Regions from separate parts of the Mus musculus genome. Here all the other regions are linked to region 2. A link is a contact called in ENCODE Hi-C or POLR2A ChIA-PET data. All regions are on one chromosome and are shown on one strand. Each heading gives the region's core, a stretch centred on a gene start or an enhancer-like site at or near the end of the contact. The rest is flanking DNA. Distances are from core to core; before and after follow the strand shown.

Region 1 (3,601 bases), core at 449-2,948, 90 kb after region 2:
AGCGCAGCTTAGGTCATTTATACTACTCCATTTTTCCTGTTACCGTCTGTGTGGTGAATCAATTCTGCTCTGGCTATTACCCAGTCACACGGTTCCAGGAAAACGGTCTGAGTGGAGGCAGAATGTCCTCTTTGAATTGTGGCCACAGAACCTGTTTCATTAAGTGAGATACTGGGTCTACAATTCCAATTATTTTCATCTTTCAAGAAGGGGAGCTGGGCGTGGTGGTGCACACCTTTAATCCTAGCACTGGGGAGGCAGGGGCAGGAGGATCTCAGTGAGTTCGAGGCCAGCCTGGTCTATACACAGCTGACTGGACACTGGGATCCTTGGGTAAATGATTTTAGCCAATGCCTGTAATCCAGCACTGTACACTCCCCAGAGAACTGTCACATATAGGGAGATGGCTCTATGCCCTGCCCGCAAACATCAGACACTGCAACTGTGATCTTACTTTTCTTTTGGGATGTAGCTTCCCTTAAAGCTAATTTCAATCTCCTGAACAGTAGTTCTTAAGGAAGGCCATGCCTCTAGGAACAACACTCAAGACATCAAAGAGACAACTGTATTCCGTAAAGGATTTCCAGCTCAGGGCTCTACAAAGACGTCTTACCTGATTCGTCTCCATTTCAGAGGCTCTCCCGGGGCTAGCCCTTAGTAAAGTTAATTTATTGACCCTTGATAAGGCGTGATTAACCAGCCTTATTAACCCTTACTAAATAACCTGGATGAACTGTCCGCTAACGTTAAACCTTATTCCTTTGGAGCAATGTACAAATTAGTAAAGATAGCAACACGTCGATATAGCAGCAGTCATTGTTTTTTGAGTTACTCAAGAGCGGGTTATCTCGTTAAAATGAGTGCGTGCATATATGTGTGTGTGTGTGCGCGCATGTGTGTTCCTTCAGTACATATTTAGCACGCTTCGTGGTATATTGTTCCCTGTAGTCGCGCTTTGGAAATGAATTCTCACTTCCAGCATCCTCACTGAGGATGGTCCCACTCTGGAAGCTGCCAGCTGTGTTGTGTGTGCGGCGTGGCACCGCTCAACCCTCCCCGAGGGACCTGTCCAATGCCCGGTCCCAGAGCACAGGCTGGGTGCAGCCCCACCTCAACCTCCCCACGACGCCCGCCTGTCAGCCCAAGGCGCCCGGGTGTCGCTTTCCGGGCCTGCAGGATCTCGCGCTGCAGGTGTCACCCGCGGGAGCCTGAGGACGCGCGGCGGGGAAGGGCCGCTGCTCGCAAGGGGTGTGAGCGCCGGATGCTCGCCGCGAGGCGACGCCGGGTGTGGACTGCCGCGGGCCGCCGCGGCGGAGGGGATGGCGCAGGGAGGGAGGAGGCAGGCCCGTGGTTGGAGGTCAGGTAGAGGCGGCCCCGGATACTCACTCAGCCAGGACTCCAGGCTCTCCCCTTCCGCCTCCGCCATATTGCAGCCGCCCGGTCCGGCCCTGCGCCCTCAAGCCTCGCGAGGTTCTGCGCGAGCAGGGCGGGGGCGGGGCCCGCATGGGGGCCTGAGCGCGCCGAGGGCTGCGGTCCACGGGCGCGCCGGACCGCGTCGGAGGCCGCGAGGGCGAGGATGTGTCTTCGCTTCTTCCTCAGAGGGAACCTCTGAAGGGAAACCCACGCCCGAGGAAAGTGCGCAGGCTCTCATCCGTGTCCTGTCGCTCACTCACGCAGGCGCGCTGTGGGCAGCCCTCCGAGGTCCTGACAGCGGCCAAGATGGCTGCCCCCGCGCTGCGCGCTCCGCTTCGCTGGTCCGGGCTGGCCCTGGGAGTGAGGTGCGCCGTCTGGAACCTTCCAGGGTGAGAAGGCAGCGCGTAGCCGGGACCGCCGCTCGGACCTTCACGGGAGGACCTGGGGAAAGGAAAGAAGCCGCAGGCGAGCTGCGCTGAGTTCTGGCGCGGGAGGGCACTAACTCGGGGCGCCGAGATGGCTGACTCCAGCCATTAAACGGGCCGGTTTGGGGGCTTAGTACCCTGTCCTATGCCTGACAGGCCGGGATGACCTAGATCGGTTCTACCCGGAGCCGAGAGTGCGGCCCTGCTAGAGATCGGAGAACTGGCTTGCGACGGAACAGTGGCCAGTTTCGGGGTGGGGGCTGCCTACCTCTTGGGACAAGGGTCAGAACTGCTGTCAGGTTAGCAGGCGGTCCCAGCGCCACCGTCCCTCGTCAGCGTGATGGCACTTGCGGCTTACTGTTAAGTCAAGCTTGTTCACTTTTGTGGAGTCACAGATTCACCCGTAGGGTTCTGTCTGCTTCCTCCTCGCCCCACTCCCAGGCTCACACAGGTGAGGGGGAGCCGCTATGCCCCCGAATTCCGGGAGCCCTTGATTGACAAGGAATATTACCGCAAGCCGGTGGCGGAACTCACCGAAGAGGAGAAGTATGACCAGGAGCTCAAGAAAACCCAGTTTATCAAAGCTGCGGCCGCGACTGAAACCAGCTCGGTGTTCGCAGACCCGGTCATCAGGTTTGGCGCAAATGCTCCTCTGCTGTGGGCTGGAACTCACCTGGGGCAGTTTTCTGCTGAGGGATCCGGAGTACAGCCCGGGAAAGCTAACCATGTTTTTCTCCTTGAAGCAAATTCACCAACATGATGATGAAGGGAGGCAACAAAGTTCTGGCCCGGTCTCTCATGGCTCAGGTAAGGCCGCTTCTTCCTCTTCAGCTTGTCTTTCTTTTCCCTCAGGCTTGGTGTCTGCGTTTTACACCATGGCTTCAAAACTAGAAAACAGGTTTCTATTCCTGCCATTAAAATTTCCAAGATCTGAGATTGGTGGTGCCCACCTCAAATCCCATCGCTGGAGAAGGCATTTGAATCCAGCACTCGAGAAGCAGAGATAAGTCAGGCCTGCTTGAGCTACAGAGTGAGTTCTGGAACAGAGCTACTTAGTGAGATCCTGTCTTAAAAACAATCAAAACAGAGCCAGAGGTAGGCAGATCTCTGAGTTCCAGACAGCCAGAGCTGTATATTAAGATCCAGTCTTGGGGTGGGGTGGGGGGACAACCTAACAATAAAAGAGGCAGAGTTGGGAAAAGTTTGAGGCCAGGATGGTCAAAAGCTAGTTTCACCCCGGCCAGAGCTACACAGAGTCCCCAGAAGTTTCCCATTCTGTCAACATTAAAAAAAAAAGTTCTTGCCTGGGTGGTGGTAGTTCACACTTTTAATCCCAGCATTTGGGAAGCAGAGGCAGGTGGATCTCTGTGAGTTTGAGGCCAACGTGATCTGCACAGTGAATTCCAGGACAGCCAGGACTACACAGGAAAACCCTGTCTCAAAACAAGAACAAATAATCTCGGCCTGTTCTTGGGGTCATGGTCTAGCAGAGCAGGAGGCACTTAAACTCTGGCTTTCCTGAAAGAGGGTCTCGTGGAACACAGTCTAGCCTGAGCTTGCTGTGCACCTGAGGATAACCTTCACCTCCTGACTCTCCTGCCTCCAGCGCCCCGTGCAGTCATGAGTGTGCAGCACTCCCAGGTGAGCTGGTTAAACTTAGGGCCCGAGCAGCCTCTTCCGTCTCTTGCAGACTCTGGAAGCTGTGAAAAGGAAGCAGTTTGAAAAGTACCGTGCTGCCTCTGCGGAGGAACAGGCCACCATTG
Region 2 (4,205 bases), core at 1,660-4,159:
AAACAAACAAACAACCATTAAACATCTAAAACTATGTCCATGGGTGCCTTTTAATCTCGGCACTCAGGAGACTCAAGAAGGGCACAAGTTGGAGGCTAACCTAGGCTGGCTAATCCAGGCCAGTGAAAAGCCACATGGCTGAGATCCCATACACACACACAGACAAAACCAGCTCTATTCATTATATAAATCAAGATAAATGTGTTATGGTATATACTTGCCACCCTCCCACTCCTGCCTCCCTAGTGCCGGTATAACAGGCTCACACCCCCCAACCAGGTTCCCAGGTAATTAAGTTGTTTAAATTACTACTAAAGGTATAGATAAATTCTGGGGTGATTTTTTAGGGGGGAAGGGAAGTGGGGAGCTGCTGGGGGCAGAACCCAGCGTCTTGCCCAGGCTACGGACAAACCACCACATCTCCAGCTCTACAGGTTCTTTCTTACTGGGTAGAACTGTTTTGAATTTTTACCTTAAATGACTGAAAACACTTGAAATATTAGAATCAACTCCAACGTGCCTCTTTGTCCTCCCTCAATCCCCAGAGAGGGAGGCTTTCATGGCTAAGTGGAATTAAAAGCCCATGGAATTCTTCAGAACCCTAGTGGACTTGGCCAAGAAAAAACAAGGGTGGGGAGCACTAGCACCCAGCTAGCTTACAAATCTGCCAAACCTGCCTAGTCCAACTTTTACTGGTACTATGATAGCAGGTACTACCTCCCCAATGACGTCAGCGTTATAGAGACCATCTGAAACAGAGAGCGGTTCCCAAACAAAGGATTTGCTTGCAAGACAAAGTACTTCAGCTGTGCTTTGGACTCTTTCTTTTTGAACCACATAGATAGTAACTGCTTCAAGGTTGCTGAGTTAAGACCCAAAAATGTCATAGCACAGACAGCAATTTAAAAATTAACTCCTTTCTTCCATCCCGACTCCCATCACCCCAGCACAGCATTCACCACTGAGGCTGCAGAGCAAGCATATTACTGAAGAAAGGGGGTGAAGAGAATTGGTCAGATTTCAGGAGTCGGGGAGAACCTTAGCACCAACACTGGAGGGCAAGCAGTGGCAAAGGAGGCTGCAAACACGTTGTATTTGTCTCATGTCAAGCACGCATGAAAGGCCCTGGGCTCTGAAATGCTCTACAAAGCCTGGAGCTGAGCTTTGAGTCCCAAAAAATAAAACCCAGATTACACATTGTCTTGCCAGGAACCAGTGTCAGACCAGGAAAAGTTGGCCTCATCACACAAAACAAAAACCCAGGGCTCAATCTGTCCCTGTGTCCTTTGTAACAAATTACCTCATTTGAAGGATGACAACAAGAGGGAGTGACCCAGTCTCCTAGGTCTAATCTCCAGTTCTGCCCCGCCCTGTAAGCGCTGACCCCTTCAGTTCCCTTCCATCACACCAATTCTTTTACTACTTCCTGAAACTGAAAGCAGTCTGTAGCTGCCCCAGCTTCCTCATAAGACTACTCAAGGAGGCTGCTTTTTGTCAGCAAGTTGTCAAGCCCCTGTGAGAGACACTGCTGTTCCACGCTGCCTTCTTAGCCCCACAAAATGGCTCCCTTTTGTGCCACTTGGTCGGGACCCCAAGGCTTGGTCACACTCAACTGTGGGTCATCATCAATGGAAAATACATGGCCAGAGAACATGGAACCAAGCCTTTGGGAAGATCAAAGAGATGCCTGAAAGCCAACTTAAGGGACTGTGTGCCACTAGCTGAGACGATGTAGATGGACTCCCTCCGCTGAACAAAATATCTTCACCAAGTTAAGTGAGGGGTAGGAAACGGGTCCCAGTCCAGTCACAGAGCTCCTCCCAAAATGCAGTGTACTGGGGACAAGCAAGATCCCAGCTTCCAGGAAGGGATACTACATACTACTGGAGAGACAATGGATGGCTCCCTAGCCCCGCCCAAGCACAGACAACCTCCTCCTCCAAGAGAAGCCTGCTCTGGGGTGAACTCATTCGGCCAAAGTCAATGGGAGAAGTAAAGAAGGCGACATGGAAGGGCAGAGGTCCGAGGACCTGAGCGCAGAAAACCCATTTGAGCAGGCTCACGGCCCCGCGCATTCGGAGGTGGGCGTGGGGAGGGGGAGGAGACCCGATCTCTCCTTTGTTAGGCGCAGGGAGGCACTTTGATAAGAGAGCTCCTGTCCAGGGCTGGAAGTGGAGGGAGGGGATGACCAGCCCCGCCCTACCAGAGGTGCACCTGCTGCGCAGACACGGACACCCCGGCGGGCCACCACGAGGAAAAGAGCCTGCAGACCAGCCGGATCAGTGCTCAGATTTGCTCGCAGCGCCCAAGGCCGGGGCCAGCACACGCCCGAGCCAGAAGCGGGAGCGCATGGCCCTCATGTGGGACAATGGGCCCAGGGCCCTGCAGGCTCCTTGGGCTCCTGGGAGACCAAGCCCACCATCCTGGACCCGACCAGTGTCGCCGCGGGTGGCTGAAAGAAGATCCTCCCGCACACTCTCACCGACTCCAACCTGCCGTACGGCAAAGGGCCGCCACCCACAGTCCCCCTCAGCTGTCGTTACCGGGGAGAAATGAATAGAAGGGACGACTGGGGCGGGGCCACAAGCCGAGGCAGTCCTGCCGCACAAAGCGGCGCCCACTCCTTACTCTGCCACCCTCCCCCGGGCGCGAGCGCGGTGCTCCCGGCCCGTTACCACCAACGCCCCGCGGTCCCCACAAGCCCTGGAGGGCTCGAGCCCTACCCTGTCGCCTTACCGGGAGCTGTTCCTGCTGTTAGGGTCCACACCCTTAAAGGTAGTGGTAGTGGTCATGGCGCCAAGGGGCGAGGTAGGCTGGCCCTGAAAACGCCAAGGGGGACTGGGACCAACAGGCGCAGACGACTCCAAAAGCTAAACCACCAGGGCTCCACGAGCTTCTACCGCCGCGGGGCTCGCCGGACTCCCATTTTATAGAGCCAATAGGGCCCACCCTCCACATGCCGCCATTGGGCAATTTAAAAAGATCTCTTCATTTCTATTGGTTAGCTACAGTGCTAATCATAGATCGGCGTCAGGACGGGCTGCGCGGGAGACGGCTCGGCCTAAGCCCCGCCCCCTTCCTGTACAGAGAAAGGCCGCTGTGGTCTCCCCTCCTCCACGCCCTCGACAATCTGGTGGTGCTCAAGTGTTCACGGTCACTTTAAAAAGTTACTTGAGGGGCTGTCGAGGTGGCTCATAAGGAAAAGCCCTTGCCACCCAGCATGACAACCCGTGTTCAATCTCCAGGACCCACAACGTGTAAGAGACCCAACTCTCTTTTTTTTTTTGTAGAACATGATTTTAATATTTTCAACTGTTAATACTCAACAAGCAGAATAATTATTTTAAGATATACTTCGTTATTATGTCTTCATTTCTGATTTTATTAATTTGGATACTGTCTCTGTCCCTTATAGTTAGTCTGGCCAGGGGTTTATCTATCTTGTTGATTTTCTCAAAGAACCAGTTCCTGGTTTTGTTGATTCTTTGTATAGTTCTTTTTGTTTCTACTTGGTTGATTTCAGCTCTGAGTTTGATTATTTCGGATACCCAACTCTTGAACCTCTGACCTCCACGCACCCACGCACTGAGACACACACACACACACACATACACACTACCTAGCTACCTAAATAGAAAGCTACCTCAGCAGGATGTGTCGGCACTTCCCTGCAATGCCTTAACTTGGGAGACTGAGGCAGGAGGATCACTTTGAGTTTCAAGCCAGTCTGGTCTAAACAGTGAGACCCTGTCAAAAAGAAATGAGGGGGAGGCAGAGAAGGAAAGCAGGAAAGAGAGAAGGGATGTCGTGTTAAGGCCATATGCTAGTACTGCAGAGGACCTAGGTTCAGTTGCCAGCACTCACAGGGCAGCTCCAAACTGTAGCTCCAGTTCCCTGACCTGGGCAGTTACATGCAGGCACACACATGTACACAACGTAAATCTTTTGCCAGGCGATGTAGCACATGCCTTTAATCCTTTAGTCCCAGCACCAACTCAGGAGTCAGAGGCAGGTGGATCTCCGAGTTCTAGGCTAGCCAGAGTTACACAGAGAAACCGTGTTGGAGAGGGAATTTTTTTTTTTTAAGGTCCGAGGTGGGGGTGCTGCACACCCCTAATCCCAGCACCCTGGAGGCAGAAGCAAGATTTCTTAGCCTCAAAAAGGGCGGGGGGCACACAGTGGTCTACACCTTTGAACCCAGCACT
Region 3 (3,759 bases), core at 290-2,789, 74 kb before region 2:
TGCTACACACCCTGGACACACTCCGCATTTGATTTTAGATTAATTTTTGACAGGTGGGAGTCCAGAAACTTTTCAATATCCAGAGGGTGAAAAGCTGGGTTTTAGTACCCTGGGTTTGATGCTCAGAACCTCAAAGAAAAGGAACTCCAGGGACTGGTGAGATGGCTCAGCAGGTAAGAGCACCTGACTGCTCTTCTGAAGTTCCTGAGTTCAAATCCCAGCAACCACATGGTGGCTCACAACCATCTGTAACGAGATCTGACTCCCTCTTCGGGTGTGTCTGAAGACAGCTACAGTGTACTTACATATAATAAATAAATAAATCTTAAAAAAGAAAAAGAGAAAAGGAACTCCATTACTCTCACACAAGCTTTCCACAAAGAGCTTGCAGCAGACACTGTAGTCAGTGGAAGATGCCTCCTCCGATCCCCACAACAAGATCAAGAGGAGGAGTCAGGCTAGTCTTTTGAAGCAGATTGACCTGACAGCCTGAAGCTTTTTAGAAGCTTTTTTCTGTGGGGTTCAGAAGGACAGGAAGTAAGCCACAAGCCACTAAATCAGAGCAATGGTGACTCACCAGCTTCCCAATCCCTGACTTCTCTTTCTAAGGGTTAGAAACAAAGTAACAGCAACAGATAGAATCTCCCAAAAGACTATGCTCTGGGCTACCCTGGGGATGTAACTCAGCGGTACAGCGTTTGCCTCCTGTGTGTAAGGCCCTGGCTTTGATCACCTGCATGGAGAAGGAGGAGGAGGAAGAGAAGGAAAGGGAAATACTGGAGAGATGGATTAAGAGCATTTGGTGTGCTGGGCCGTAGTGCCGCACGCCTCTAAGCTCAGCACTTGGGAGGCAGAGGCAGGCGGATTTCTGAGTTCGAGGCCAGCCCGGTCTACAGAGTGAGTTCCAGGACAGCCAGGGCTACACAGAGAAACCCTGTCTCGACCAAAAACAAAAACAAAAACAAAAACAAAACAAAACAAACAAACAAAAAAAAGCATTTGATGCTTTTGCAAAGGACCTAGGTTCCAGTCCAAACACTCACACAGGGACTCATAGCCATCTGTAACTCCAGCTCCAGGGGATCTGATGCCATCTTCTGGCCTCCTCAGGAACTGCATGCACGTGGTGCACATACTCTAATGGACAGACAAAACATGCATAGTAGAAATAAATAGATCTTTGAAGAAAAGGAGAGGAGGAGGAGGAAGAATACCAGAATGATGTATGATGCTTGGGTCATTAGTTAGCCCAGATCTTCCTGCTGCTCATTGGCCGTTTTCCCTCTCTGGTCAGAAATATGAACATCAATTGTAAGCGGCCCTAGGTGCTAGCAGCTTCTCAGCCGCGAGAGACATAGATGCTGGAGGTGAGAACCCATACATGGAGGAGTAGAGTGTGTTGGTACTGCATAGCACTGTAGTCTGCCCCATGGGACACCTGTGTCCTGATGACATCACAGGCAGGATGCAGGGACTGGCCGCACCTGAATTATGACATCAGCAAAACTTGCCTTATCCTCAAGGAAAGGGCATCTGGACAGAGAGACCATGAAACAGCGGCCACAGAGAAAGGAGAGAAGACGGCAATCATCGGTCCACAGGTAGGCACAAGAGGATGCGGGACGCCCTCAGAGCTGGTGAGGGAGGCTGCCGTAGGTCCTGGTACCTGAGTCTCTGTGGGTCTTTTCCTTCTTGGCACAGGGCAACAAAATATCTGGCTCTCATGGACATGCAGAAGATCTCAAGTGAGTTCAAGCTCCTGACCTTCCCTCCTAAGTGCCAAGGGAGTGGCCTCTCCCCCAGAGCATCTTGTCCTTCCTTCTGCCTTTCACCACCTCCCCCACAACTGGGGCTGAGACCAGGAAGTAAGATGCTCAGTGCCCACCCACATGGGGGTTGGCTGCCTATGCAGTCCTGGTTCCCTATGGTCAGACATCTGCTTCCAAAAGAAAGATGTAAAAAGGAGTATGCCTATGACATAAAGAACATGCCCCTGATGTGCAAGACCATGTCCCTGGGGTAAAGGGCCATGCCCTGGCCCCCTGCCATGCCCGGATTTTTCTCTGTCTTCTCAGGATCAGCCCAGGACAAACCCCCCTCACAGCTCTCTTCCCAGCCCTCCAGAACCCCGCTCCATCTCCTGATGGGCAGCAACAGCAGTCAGCACATGTTGGAAGACCAAGTCCTCTGTCCCATTTGCCTGGAGGTGTTCTGCAACCCAGTCACTACCGCCTGCGGCCATAACTTCTGTATGACTTGCCTTCAGAATTTCTGGGACCACCAGGCTGCCATTGGAGAGACTTACTATTGCCCCCAGTGCAGAGAGGCCTTCTCCAGCAGGCCCCGCCTCTGCAAGAACGTCATCCTCGGGGAGATGGTGGCTTGCTTCACCCAGGCCAAGAGCCAGACCTCAGGGTCCTTGTGGGGCCTGGCTGGCCCCACAGATGTGCCCTGTGACTTTTGCTCTCCGCAGAAGCTGAGGGCAGCCAAGTCATGCCTGCAGTGTGTGGCTTCCTTGTGTGAGAAACATCTGCGCAGCCACTTTGAGGACCAGCTGTTCCAGGACCACCAGCTGTTGGACCCAGTGTGGGACCTCACGAACCGCTTGTGCCGCAAGCATCGCAAGCTCCGGCAGCTGTATTGCCGCACGGAGGGCAGCTGCGTGTGCGGAGCCTGCCTATTGGAGGAGCACAAGAACCATGACACCACCCCCCTGGAGGATGAACGGGCCCGCAAAGAGGTGAGGTGGGCTGAGGAAAGGGCGTGCTCCAGGCTCTGAGAATCTGTCACATTTCGGGGGGTGGGGATGAACACAGCTGAAGCCAGGTTTTTCTGGCACCTAATATGGAAAGGCAGGAGTTTGAGAGGAGAACCTGTCTGAAAAGATGCTTAGGCAGGGCCGGCGAGATAAATGGATGCTTTCTACCCTAAGTTCCATCCTCAGAATCTACATTTAAGTGGAAGGAAAGTGGGGCGTGGTGACGCGCGCGTCTTTAATCCCAGCCTGTGGAAAGCAGAAGCAGATGGTTGTGAGTTTGAGGCCAGCCTTGGCTATGTAGTGAGTTTCAGGATAGTCAGAGCTGCATAGCGAGCTTTTAAGATTTATTTTTTTTATGTATATGAGAGTACACTGTAGCTGTACAGATGGTTGTGAGCCATCATATGGTTGCTGGAAATTGAACTCAAGACCTTCAGAAGAGCAGTCAATGCTCTTAATCACTGAGCCATCTCTCCAGGCCGAGACCCAACTCCTCAAAGCTGTCTATTGGTGCCCACACGCCCCTACAATAATAATACTTTTTTGAAGTTAGGCAGCTGCTAGCGTGATGGGTTATGTTATGGCACAAGAAAGCATTGGTAAGTTAATAAGGAAGGCTGCAGAACTGCTGGTCAGAAGTCTCTATGAATAGTGAATGATGTGTTGTTATGGGTAGGAAAGATTGTTTACAAGTCTCCCTTAGAGATGCATCCAGGAAACACCTGTGCAGGACGCACCTGCGCCTTTCTCCTCCCAAGAAGCCGCAGAAGACAGTAGCTGGAGAGATGGCTCAGCAGCTAGGAGCACAAACCAGAGGACCCCGGCTTTGACTCCCACCACCCACATGTTAGCTCACAACTGTAACTCCAGTTCCCTGGGAGTATGCAAAACATCCATACACATAAAATAAGAGACAAAAAAAAATTTTGTTTTGTTTTGTTTTTTTTTTTCGAGACAGGGTTCCTCTGTGTAGCCCTGGCTGTCCTGGAACTCACTCTGTA

Evidence for each region. A loop is a pair of places that touch in the nucleus more often than their neighbours do. ChIA-PET counts read pairs that join two places held with the same protein, here RNA polymerase II (POLR2A).
Region 1: POLR2A ChIA-PET joins it to region 2 with 13 read pairs in Patski. The contact joins the promoter of Mrps7 here to the promoter of Jpt1 in region 2. POLR2A ChIA-PET finds 5 or more read pairs at or near these places in 3 of 5 experiments (Patski and embryonic stem cell).
Region 3: a map of T-helper 1 cell shows a loop between it and region 2 (2.0-fold over the local background). The contact joins the promoter of Trim80 here to the promoter of Jpt1 in region 2. A Hi-C loop is called at or near these places in 1 of 37 maps with a recorded cell type or tissue (T-helper 1 cell). POLR2A ChIA-PET finds 5 or more read pairs at or near these places in 3 of 5 experiments (Patski and embryonic stem cell).

The regions. Positions count from the first base shown.
Region 1 is chr11:115,602,442-115,606,042 of GRCm38, forward strand. It overlaps Mrps7 (mitchondrial ribosomal protein S7), which reads left to right and starts at 1,699. Exons shown (of 5, transcript NM_025305.3): 1 at 1,699-1,802; 2 at 2,280-2,471; 3 at 2,582-2,645; 4 at 3,529-3,601. The coding sequence starts at 1,720. Gga3 (golgi associated, gamma adaptin ear containing, ARF binding protein 3) reads right to left here and starts at 1,475. Exons shown (of 17, transcript NM_173048.3): 1 at 1,387-1,475. The coding sequence starts at 1,426.
Region 2 is chr11:115,511,484-115,515,688 of GRCm38, forward strand. Jpt1 (Jupiter microtubule associated homolog 1) reads right to left here and starts at 2,910. Exons shown (of 5, transcript NM_008258.2): 1 at 2,737-2,910. The coding sequence starts at 2,792.
Region 3 is chr11:115,439,006-115,442,764 of GRCm38, forward strand. It overlaps Trim80 (tripartite motif-containing 80), which reads left to right and starts at 1,540. Exons shown (of 8, transcript NM_001033775.3): 1 at 1,540-1,601; 2 at 1,702-1,745; 3 at 2,076-2,740. The coding sequence starts at 1,549.